Linked DNA regions of Homo sapiens: region 2 is linked to region 1. Evidence: chromatin loops called from intact Hi-C (ENCODE). Cell type or tissue: mammary epithelial cell. All regions are shown on one strand.

Region 1 (5,000 bases):
AAGATGCAAAGTAAGGACAAAGAAATGTATCTCAGCCACATGGTGGTTCACGCGTGTAATTCCACACTTTGGGAGGCCAAGGCAGATGGATCACCTGAGGTCAGGAGTTCGAGACCAGCCTGAACAACTTGGTGAAATCACCTCTCTACTAAAAATACAAAAATTAGCCAGGTATGGTGGTGGGCACCTGTAATCTCAGCTACTTGGGAGGCTGAGGCAGGGAGAATTGCTTGAACCCATGAGGCGGAGGTTGCAGTGAGCCAAGATGGCGCCACTGCACTGCAGCCTGGGTGACAAAGGACAGAGCCAGACTCCATCTCAAAAAAAAAAAAAAAAAAAGGAAAAGAAAAAAGAAATATATCTCTAACTGTGAAATTTTAGATACCAATAAGCTTATTCCAAAGGTAGTTTTGGAGAAGCAGGAAAAAAATTTCACTATTTCTGAATTCCCAGCATATAAGTTATCTCTTTTGCCTGTTCTATTTTTTATTAAAGTTTTCAGTTACAAAAATAATATATTTTTAATAAGAAACCTAGAAAATACCAAATAACTACAAAGTTATAAAACAAAGTTCACCCTAATCTTACCACCCAAAATAACCACTGTCAGCATTTTGCTTTCATCTGTCTAGTTATTTGTTATATATGTACTTACATATAAAATAAAAAGTTTAAACAGCTTGCATTTTAAAAGAGTATATAATAAATGTTTACATGTTAATAATAATGATGCTAATATCCCATTACAATTTAATTTTTAGCTGATAACAGTCTATCATATGGATGTATAATGTTAATTAAGATTGTTCCCAGTTTTTGAATTTTATAAATAATAAGCCATCAGTGTGAGCATGTTTCTGAATACTTCCTTGAGTTAAATTCCTAGAAGAGGTGCTTAGGGGTGAAGGATCCATACATTTAAAGTCTCTGATTTGGATATTGTCCTTGGGTTTGTGAGGTCAATAACACAAAATTCTTTATAGCAACTGGACCATCTTGAGTAGTGCTCAGCTTTCAAAACAAATAGTATATTTGTTGACATTTGGATTGTGATTAATAACTGAATCTCAAAGGCAGTTCTAAAAGGTAAAAGAAAAAAATGAGAAACCACAAATCCTTAATAAGCAACTGAGATAGGCATGTGGAAAGGAGTGTGGTCGCTGAGCAACCGTCAACAATGCAGAGCTCATTACAGGGGGTTGGGGCTGGGAAGGTATGAGCTGCCTCTGTGGTTGTGTTTAGAAGCTCACACCAACTTTAACACCATCTAGTATTATACCTCTTAGTCTTCTTCCAGTTCCTTTCCTCACTGATTTCCATTCTAGCCCCTGCAACTTTGAAATGATGTGCCCCCTCTCAATGTTCTGGCCGTAGTTAATCTCTTAATGAACTATGTCAGTTTTGCTTGCAAATTGCAACCTGATCATTGCCTCCCAATAAACATCTAATAATTTATTGGGGCATGTCAACCAGTACCTTATTATTATGACGTGTTAGAAGACCAGCATCTTCTACAAGCCTTACAATTCCCCATAATCTTGGACCATAGCAGAAAAGGGATGGTTTATTTTGAGGCAAAGATGAAGGGAGCTGCAGTTAGGGAAAGGGCAAGGAATTATCAAAGAAGAGAAAAATGGGCATAATAAAGATATCGTGTCAGTAGGATTATCTTTGTATGGGAGAGATTTGAAACAGTCATTCATTTCTTATTTATTTACTTATTCATTCACATTGATTCACATTTATTAAATCCCCATAATAAGGCTGTCAGTCACTGGAAAGTCAAAGTTAAATATCTCATAGTCAATTTCCTTAAGGAGCTCATTGTCTGAAAGATGAGCATCCAATATTTTTAGTTAGATCAAAACTTAGAAGGCAGGGGAAATGATAGAATGTTTCTCAGTGTAAAGTTCAGGTTGAGATAGAAGAAGTAGCATGATTGGCCAGGGCATTGGTTGGAGCTGAGTACAGTAGCATGCTGTGGTGCCTGTTGGGTACCCTGGACACTGGAGATCCTGGAATTGTATCCTAGAACTGCAATTTGGGATATAGTTATCACATGCACTTACAGAGTTAGCACTCAGTGGCATGTCATTGATATGCCATTAAGTTAAGTGCTACCAAGTAAGAACAATTATGCCTTGACTTCATGATATTTACATCATCGGAGCACCCAAAGGAGAGAAGTGATTTGTTTGATATTTCACAAAAGAATTATAAATAAAGCAGATGACAGATCTCTTATTTTTTTCTTTTTGAAAGGGTCACCCATTGTTTTGTCACCCAGACTGGAGTGGAATAGCACGATCATGGTTCACTGCAGCCTCAACCTCCTGGACTCAAGCAATCCTCTTGCCTCAGCCTCCCAAGTAGCTGAGAATACAGGTGCACACCACCATGCCCTGCTAATTTTTTTATTTTTGTTTTTTTGTAGAGATGTATGTTGCCCAGGCTTGTCTTGAACTCTGAACAATTCTCCTGCCTCAGCCCCTCAAAGCGCTGGGATTACAGATGTGAGCCACCTTGCCCAGCCAGATCTTTTAAGAAAGGTTATCAAAATGGATTAGGCACAATTGGGTTTATTCTAGAAGGCATCTTCCTGGGCCAAGAAGGAGAACTGCATAAAACACCATGAGTTAAGACTCAACTATCTTAGGTGAACAGTTAGTCTCCCTCCTTAAGTTACTCAGTTGTTCCTCTAGAGGAGCTGTACCATCTTCTTTGAAAACACATAGTGCAATGGTTAGTCATACTGGAAAGAATAATAGTGACAAATCAAAGGAAAATGCAATAGTTGAAATAACATTGCAAAATTATGATAAGACATAAATATTCCAGATTGTGCCACCAAAACCCAGATATTGAAAGAAATGATATTGGTAAAGTTTGTAAAGAGGCGTAGTATAAAATTAAGTTAAAAAATTATACTAAATACTCGTGCTTCTTTTTGGCTGTGCTCTACCCCTAGTTTTGTGATAACCAAGGTGTCACTACCTATCTCAAAAGGTGTTATGAAATTCTGTAAGCAAAATTAGTTTACTAAAATAAATATTAAGGAAAATATGCTTGACTGGAACTCATGAGATCTGGATCCTATTCTAGTTTGCCAGTAACTAGTGTGAATTTGAACAAACGAGTTCCCTTTCTGACTCTTGATTTCTTCATATTTAAGTTAGGGATCTGACTGATTTACACATTTCCATCCAATGATATAATTTTTTCTTTTTGCCCACCTTGGCCTCGTGTGTGTGTGTGTGTGTGTGTGTGTGTGTGCATGTGTGTGTATGTGTGTGGTGGGGCTTGGGGCTGGTATTAGTGACTTGGAAATCAGAGTTTGGTATCTCTCCAATACTGGCAGCTCATTATAACATGCTGAATAACCTCACACTTTCTTTGGTAAGAAAGGGAATGAAAAACTGTCTTGTAGCTGGGAAGGCCCGGAGAGTACTCAATAGAATGCAAGGAGGGGAGGGTTTTAATACTTATTCAAGGCCTGGGGGCAGTGAAGACAGGCTAGACCAAAGAAAATCAGGGAGCTTTCCCTGCATACCTTATTGTTTACTGAGGACCCCTGTGGATTTTTTCCCCCTTTCACACTGCTATCTGGCTTAAGAAAGTTCCAAAATGTTGCTTTTTTGGGATCTTGTGACCCCTCAAGTCATGATGCTAATTGCTTTACTTTAGCCTTGGCAGGAGCAGGTACCATACCTCTGCTTTTATGGTTTACAGCTAAACAAAGGCTTTTGTTCCCCCACCGGCCCCCTGCTCAGTTCTTCATAGGGCAGAACAATTTTTTTGTTGCTTTTTGGTTTTAATTTGAATAAATCATTTTGAGCTGCCATGAACACCCATTCCAAGCATACAGAGTCAATACATTAGCCAGTCAACACTTCAACTCATAGTTTGGGTCAGGTATTAATCATGAAGAGGTATTCCAATATTTCATCTGTTGGATTTACGTGTTATGAAATACTTAAATATGGGACACTGTGGTGAGAAGTGTGCAAATGTTTAGGTTGCCATCACTTCAAGCTGTTGCTCACAACACAACCAAGGTGTGGCACTTGTACCACACAGGTCCTGTCTTGCTAATTATTTATGGTAATTACACCAGAGGAAAACACACAGAACAAGCTGGAAAATAGAGATGTGAGTTTAAGGGAGAGGTGCGGAGGGGTGGAGAGAGAAGGGAGTAGTGAATGAAAAGGGTGTGGTGTATGTTCTGGTTCTGAAGCCTTAATGTCTGCCAACCATGCAGTAGATATAGAGGTATCTGTAGCAGAAAAAAAAAAGTTCTAGAAATCCTGTTCGAGTTTTTGTTCCTAACTATTGATTTGAAATGCACCCTCTTAAGTATACATTAAAAGAATAAATAACTGTTTTTCAATTTAAAGCAAAATAAGCTCATCCATAGTTTCTGTTATTTGAATCTTTATGTGCTTATCAGAAACACTGGTATATCTCATAACATCATTAGTTGTTATTTCCAACATTTTTATTTATTTTTCTTCTGCTATCCTGCTGAACAGTTCTTTCCATAGCATCAGAAATTTTAAAAATATACATTAAAAAAGGTTTCTTGTTTAAAAGATTTCAAGTCTTACATTTACAATATTCTGATTTTTTAAAAATCTGGTGAATATACTTTGGGTTTTTAAAAATTCATATAGGGGCCAGGCCCGGTGGCTCATGCCTGTAATCCCAGCACTTTGGGAGGCTGAGGCAGGCAGATCACGAGGTCAAGAGATCGAGACCATGCTGGCCAACATGGTGAAACCCCGTCTCTACTAAAAATACAAAACTTGGCTGGGCGTGGTGGGATACACCTGTAGTCCCAGCTACTCCGGAGGCTGAGGCAGGAGAATCACTTGAACTCGGGAGGTGGAGGTTGCAGTGAGCCGAGATCACACCACTGCACTCCAGACTGGGCAACAAGAGTGAAACTCCATCTCAAAAAAAAAAAAAAAATCACATAGTTATCTAAGTTATCTATCCTGTAG
Region 2 (5,000 bases), 140 kb after region 1:
GTACTTTTTGCTTTAACCTATGTAGAACTGTATCATGGCTCCTAGAGGGAGATTGTTGAGAAAAATTACAAAAAATAATTTTAACGGAATATAGAGAAGCGTCTGAATAATTCAAGTTATTGCTCAGTTTGTACCAAAGTGTTCTACTATAACAGTTTTGGAATGGAAGCTGCAAATGTCAGCAAATGGCCAACAATGGAATCTCAGTGTTTTCTTCTATTTAAAAAATAATACACTATTATACTGAGAAGTCCATCTCAAAAAGTGCCTGTAACTGAACTAATAATGTGAAATTCCACATCTTTTATATCCCTTAACATGGTGGGTTTTAGCCATTACCTCAGACTTTGGATTGTATAGTATCTTGTTTATTGTTCAAGTAAAGTCCTTGTTTCTTCCCCTTTTTCAGATGATGCAGTGTTTGAAGTTGGGTGCTTTATCCCGGACAACTGCCAGTACCCAGATGAATGTTCAGAGCTCTCGTTCACATGCCATTTTTACCATTCATGTGTGTCAAACCAGAGTGTGTCCCCAAATAGATGCTGTGAGTTATTAATTCTAATTTCTTAAACTTTCAATTTTTATCTCCCTAAAACCACATGAATTCTCTGAGAATATATTTGAGCCAAATTCAGTTCATTTAGTCATTCCTTTTTCTAATTTCCTTTTCTGATCCTAGTTAAGTTGAAGCTGGTCAGCCATGTAAGATTTTGAAATAAAAAATTGTATAAATGTCTGAAAAACCAAAAAGCATGCTGTGGCCATATGTTGTTGGATGTCATCACCTGAGACCTTTTGCTTTTGAGGATTATATGCTGTAGGTTTCCCTTCATTAGCATAAGCAAAGCCTCAGTTGATAATAGTTGAGTTCTGACCATCCAGGCTTTTTCTGACTTTAAATTTCTAATTGCCAGCAGACATTTTTGAATTTATTTGGCTTTATGCCTGTTTCTTTGGTTGTGCCTATATGTGTACATGGGATAAGCGCAAGGTAGGTTAGGAGGATATTTAATGTTACATTAATAAAGTATTTTCAATTATTTTTCTTAATTTCAGGACAATGCAACTGATAATAAAATTATTTCTGAATCAGCACAGATGAATGAATTTGAAACCCTGACTGCAAAGTTCCATTTTGTTGATCTCGCAGGATCTGAAAGACTGAAGCGTACTGGAGCTACAGGCGAGAGGGCAAAAGAAGGCATTTCTATCAACTGTGGACTTGTAAGATTAAGGCTTTGTGCTGAGAATATATCAGAGCTTTTCTATTGTCCTTTTGTCTTTTGTAATTTATAATATCCATATGGAAATCCTTCAGATACTGAACCAAGAAATGAAAATTATAGAACAGTTATTAGTAATGCACTGAATCTCCAATCTCCTCATGTTGTAGGCTTTTTTCTGTTTTTATATATTACAGATTTTCTTCATGTGTATAAATTTAGTCGTACTAAAATTTATATGTGCAGAAAATTATAGATATACAAATTATTTGAAAAATTCTTTCCACATTTAACAATATACTGTCAAAATCAACTTATTTATTTATTTTTATCTTTTATTTTTTTAAAACAGGGTCTCACTCTGTCACCCACTCTCCTGGAGTACAGTGGTGCGATCATGGCTCACTGCAGCCTTGACCTCACGGGCTCAATTGATCTTCCCACTTCATAGAAGCTGGGACCACAGGCGAGTGCCACCACACCCAGATAATTTTTGTATTTTTTGTAGAGATGGGGTTTTGCCACATTGCCCAGGCTAGTCTCAAACTTCTGGGCTCATGCGATTCACTCACCTCAACCTCCCAAAGTGCTGGGATTACAGGCGCGAGCCACTGCGCTTGGCCCAAAATTTAATATTAAGTTATTTCATGGGTGAAGACCTTCAAAGTAGCCTTTTGATAACATTTTATGACAGTCACTTTATTGACTTTGGAAATTGTAATTTTTTTTAGTAATGATTGTTTCAAAATGATAATTTTTCTAGATTATATTAAGAATTAACTTTAATACCATGCCACCTAGTGGCATTTTGATTGGAAAACTCCTTGTGATTTAGTTAGCATAAAGCTTCATTACATGGAAGGAAATATTTTAGAGCAAAGTTTTGTGTTTTAAATTTGTTCTTATTATCTTCATTACAAAACTGGATATTTGTACCTGCACAAATGTAATGACATCCCTAAATTTCTGCGACACCAATAGCATCAGAGTTGTAACCACCCAAGGGATTCTTTTTGCCTGCTGCCCAGATAGAGCTGATTTATCAAGACAGGGGAATTGCAATAGAGAAAAAGTTTAATGCACACAGAGCCAGCTAAATGGAAGACTGGAGTTTTATTACTCAAATTAGTCTCTCCAAAAATTCAGAGACTGCAGTTTTTAAAGTATAATTTGGTGAATGAGGGGGCTAAGGGAGTGGGGAGTGGAGGTTAAATCATATGGGGTCTAAGTGGATTCTTCTTGCTGTCTTCTGTTCCAGGGTGGGATTACAGAACTGCTTGAGCCAGATTACCAGTCTGCATGGTGTCAGCTGGTGCATCAGAATGCAGGGTCTAAAAAAATATCCAAACATCAATCTTAGGTTTTACAATAGTCATCTTATCCATAGGAGCAATTGGGGAGGCTGGGAATCTCGTGGTCTCTAGCTGCATGACTCTTAAATCATAATTTCTAATAATCTTGTGGCTAATTTGTTAGTTTTACAAAGGCATGCTGGTCCCCAGGGAAGAAGAGGTTTGTTTCAGGAAAAGGTTGTTATCATCTTTTCAAAATTCTTTAAACTATAAATTCCTCCTTTAGTTAGCTCAGCATAGGAATGAACAAGGGCAATTTAGAGATTAAAGGCAAGATGGAGTGGATTAGGTCAGATTTCCCTCACTGTCATACTTGTCTCACTGATATGAATTTTGCAAAGGCAGTTATAGAGTGTGTGGTGTCTGCTTTCCTCCCATTAATCACCCCCCAATATTTACTCCTATATGATTATGATCCGTCTATGGGGAAATTACCAACCAAGCCTGATTAGAGAGAGCCAGACCTTCCAACTCCAATACTCATCTTGATGGTCCGACATGTGGGTGAATGTTGTATAAAATGGCATGCCTGGATTCTGGACTTCTTGCATTGTTTTGAGTTTCTTAGGAGATATAATCATGGTGGTATTTACATTTATGTTGTCAGGAAAAGACAAAAGCCATTGCTTTGTTTTCCTCTTTAGGCTCTTGAAGCATGTTGAGACATATCTAGTAGAGTTTCAGTATTACCATTGCTTATGACAGTAGCTGCTCTGGAAAGGGGGAATGATGAAAAAGTGTGATCCTGTTGCCACTCCCTGCATGATCTATTTTTCCTAACAAAGTCATGGTTATAGATGTTTGCATTACTGATGGCCAGTGTGAACAACATTTTGGATAATGTTTATCTTGTAGGTGATAATTCAGTGACAGTAGGAAAAACAGCAGGGTGGCAGGAGTGACTACAGAGTTCTGTAATTTGACTAGTTTTTAAATAATTGGATGCTAACACATATATTATTGTATTTATTTATTTATTTTGAGGCGGGGTCTCACTCTGTTGCCCAGGCTGGAATGCAGTGGTGCAATCCCAGCTCACTGCAACCTCCACCTCCCAGGTTCAAGCTATTCTTCTGCCTCAACCTCCCAAGTAGCTGGGACTACAGGCACACACCACCACGCTTAGCTGATTTTTGTATTTTCAGTAGAGATGGGGTTTCCCCATGTTGGTCGGGTTGGTCTCAAACTCCTCACCTCAGGTGATCCCCCCACCTTGGCCTCCCAAAGTGCTGGGATTATAGGAATGAGCCACTGCACCCAGCCCATCTTATTGTATGTCTAAGGATAGATATACTTGCATAGGAATACCTTGTTCAGAGAAATAATACTGATTTTTTTTGTTGTGATTAAAGAAGGTTTTCTTTTCCCGTGGGAACTGTATTGCAAAACGAAAATTTGCATCAAACTGTTAAACTAACTAAACATTTTATTTTTACATTGAGTTGAGGAGAAGAATGCGTAACATGAATGGACAATTTTCTGGGGACATAACCTGATGCTCTGATAATTCTAGGGGTAACTAAAGTTGTCAATCTTATTTCTGTTTCAAAGAATTAGTACTATTAGTACTATAGTACTAATATATACATACGGTATTATATATAGTACTAATATATATGTACTAAATTTTCAGTGACATTGGTTACAAATGTAAAACAAAACCAAACACAAATATTCTTAATTATATTATGTCTCTATATTATTCTCTGTAAACTTTCTTTATTTAAAATTGTTATAATTAGTAAATTTGTATCATTTTGCTGTCTTTCTTTCTCTTTCTTTTAGTTGGCACTTGGCAATGTAATAAGTGCCTTGGGAGACAAGAGCAAGAGGGCCACACATGTCCCCTATAGAGATTCCAAGCTAACAAGACTACTACAGGATTCCCTCGGGGGTAATAGGTATGCATAGATGATTATCCTCTACTCAGACTTTTGATTATTCATTATTAAATAAGCTTGTAAGATGATTTATAAGAACTACTTTTATTGCAAAGCAAACTAATAGGATGAGGAACTAATCCTTATACTGTTAAGGATCTCAAATGTGTGAATAATTTTGTATGTTATTTCACATAATCCTAGCATCCCTTGAGGTGTAGGTATTATTATTCTATTTTCTAGATAAGGGAAATGAATCTAGAGAGGTTAAGTAATTTATTCAAGGCCACTTAGCTTGTATATGAAGTCAATAGTATGTGGACTTTCTCTCTTATCGTAGCTTCTGTTTTAAGTACTTAGCACAGAATAGAAAGCTAATAAAATTTTGTTGAAAAAGTACTCTTTCCTAAGTAATTACAAAGTAATTTAAATATTATTGGTACTTTTTTTTTTACAAAGTCTTCTAAAAATTCAAATTTTTTTTTATACGTGGAAAAATCTTAATGTCCACTGAATGAAATACAGAGTGTTGGCTGGTTATTAAC

Evidence for each region. A loop is a pair of places that touch in the nucleus more often than their neighbours do. Peaks named below come from ENCODE experiments on the same cell type or tissue, not always from the same donor. Only the 100,000 strongest peaks of a DNase experiment are listed, where the experiment ranks them.
Region 2: it touches region 1 in a loop (9-fold over the local background); 4 of 110 quality-filtered maps call a loop at or near these places.

What each region holds. Positions count from the first base shown.
Region 1 is chr12:39,501,368-39,506,367 of GRCh38, reverse strand. No RefSeq gene overlaps it. Among named protein-coding and RNA genes, the nearest start is that of KIF21A, 61 kb to the right of the region's middle. In mammary epithelial cell, a CTCF peak has its summit at 2,693; DNase peaks (open chromatin) are centred at 1,167 and 2,727; H3K27ac peaks cover 699 bases.
Region 2 is chr12:39,362,574-39,367,573 of GRCh38, reverse strand. KIF21A (kinesin family member 21A) reads left to right here. Exons shown (of 38, transcript NM_001173464.2): 5 at 410-544; 6 at 1,057-1,224; 7 at 4,361-4,476. Among named protein-coding and RNA genes, the nearest start is that of KIF21A, 78 kb to the left of the region's middle. In mammary epithelial cell, a CTCF peak has its summit at 2,026 (motif pointing left); no DNase peak of the experiment used is centred here.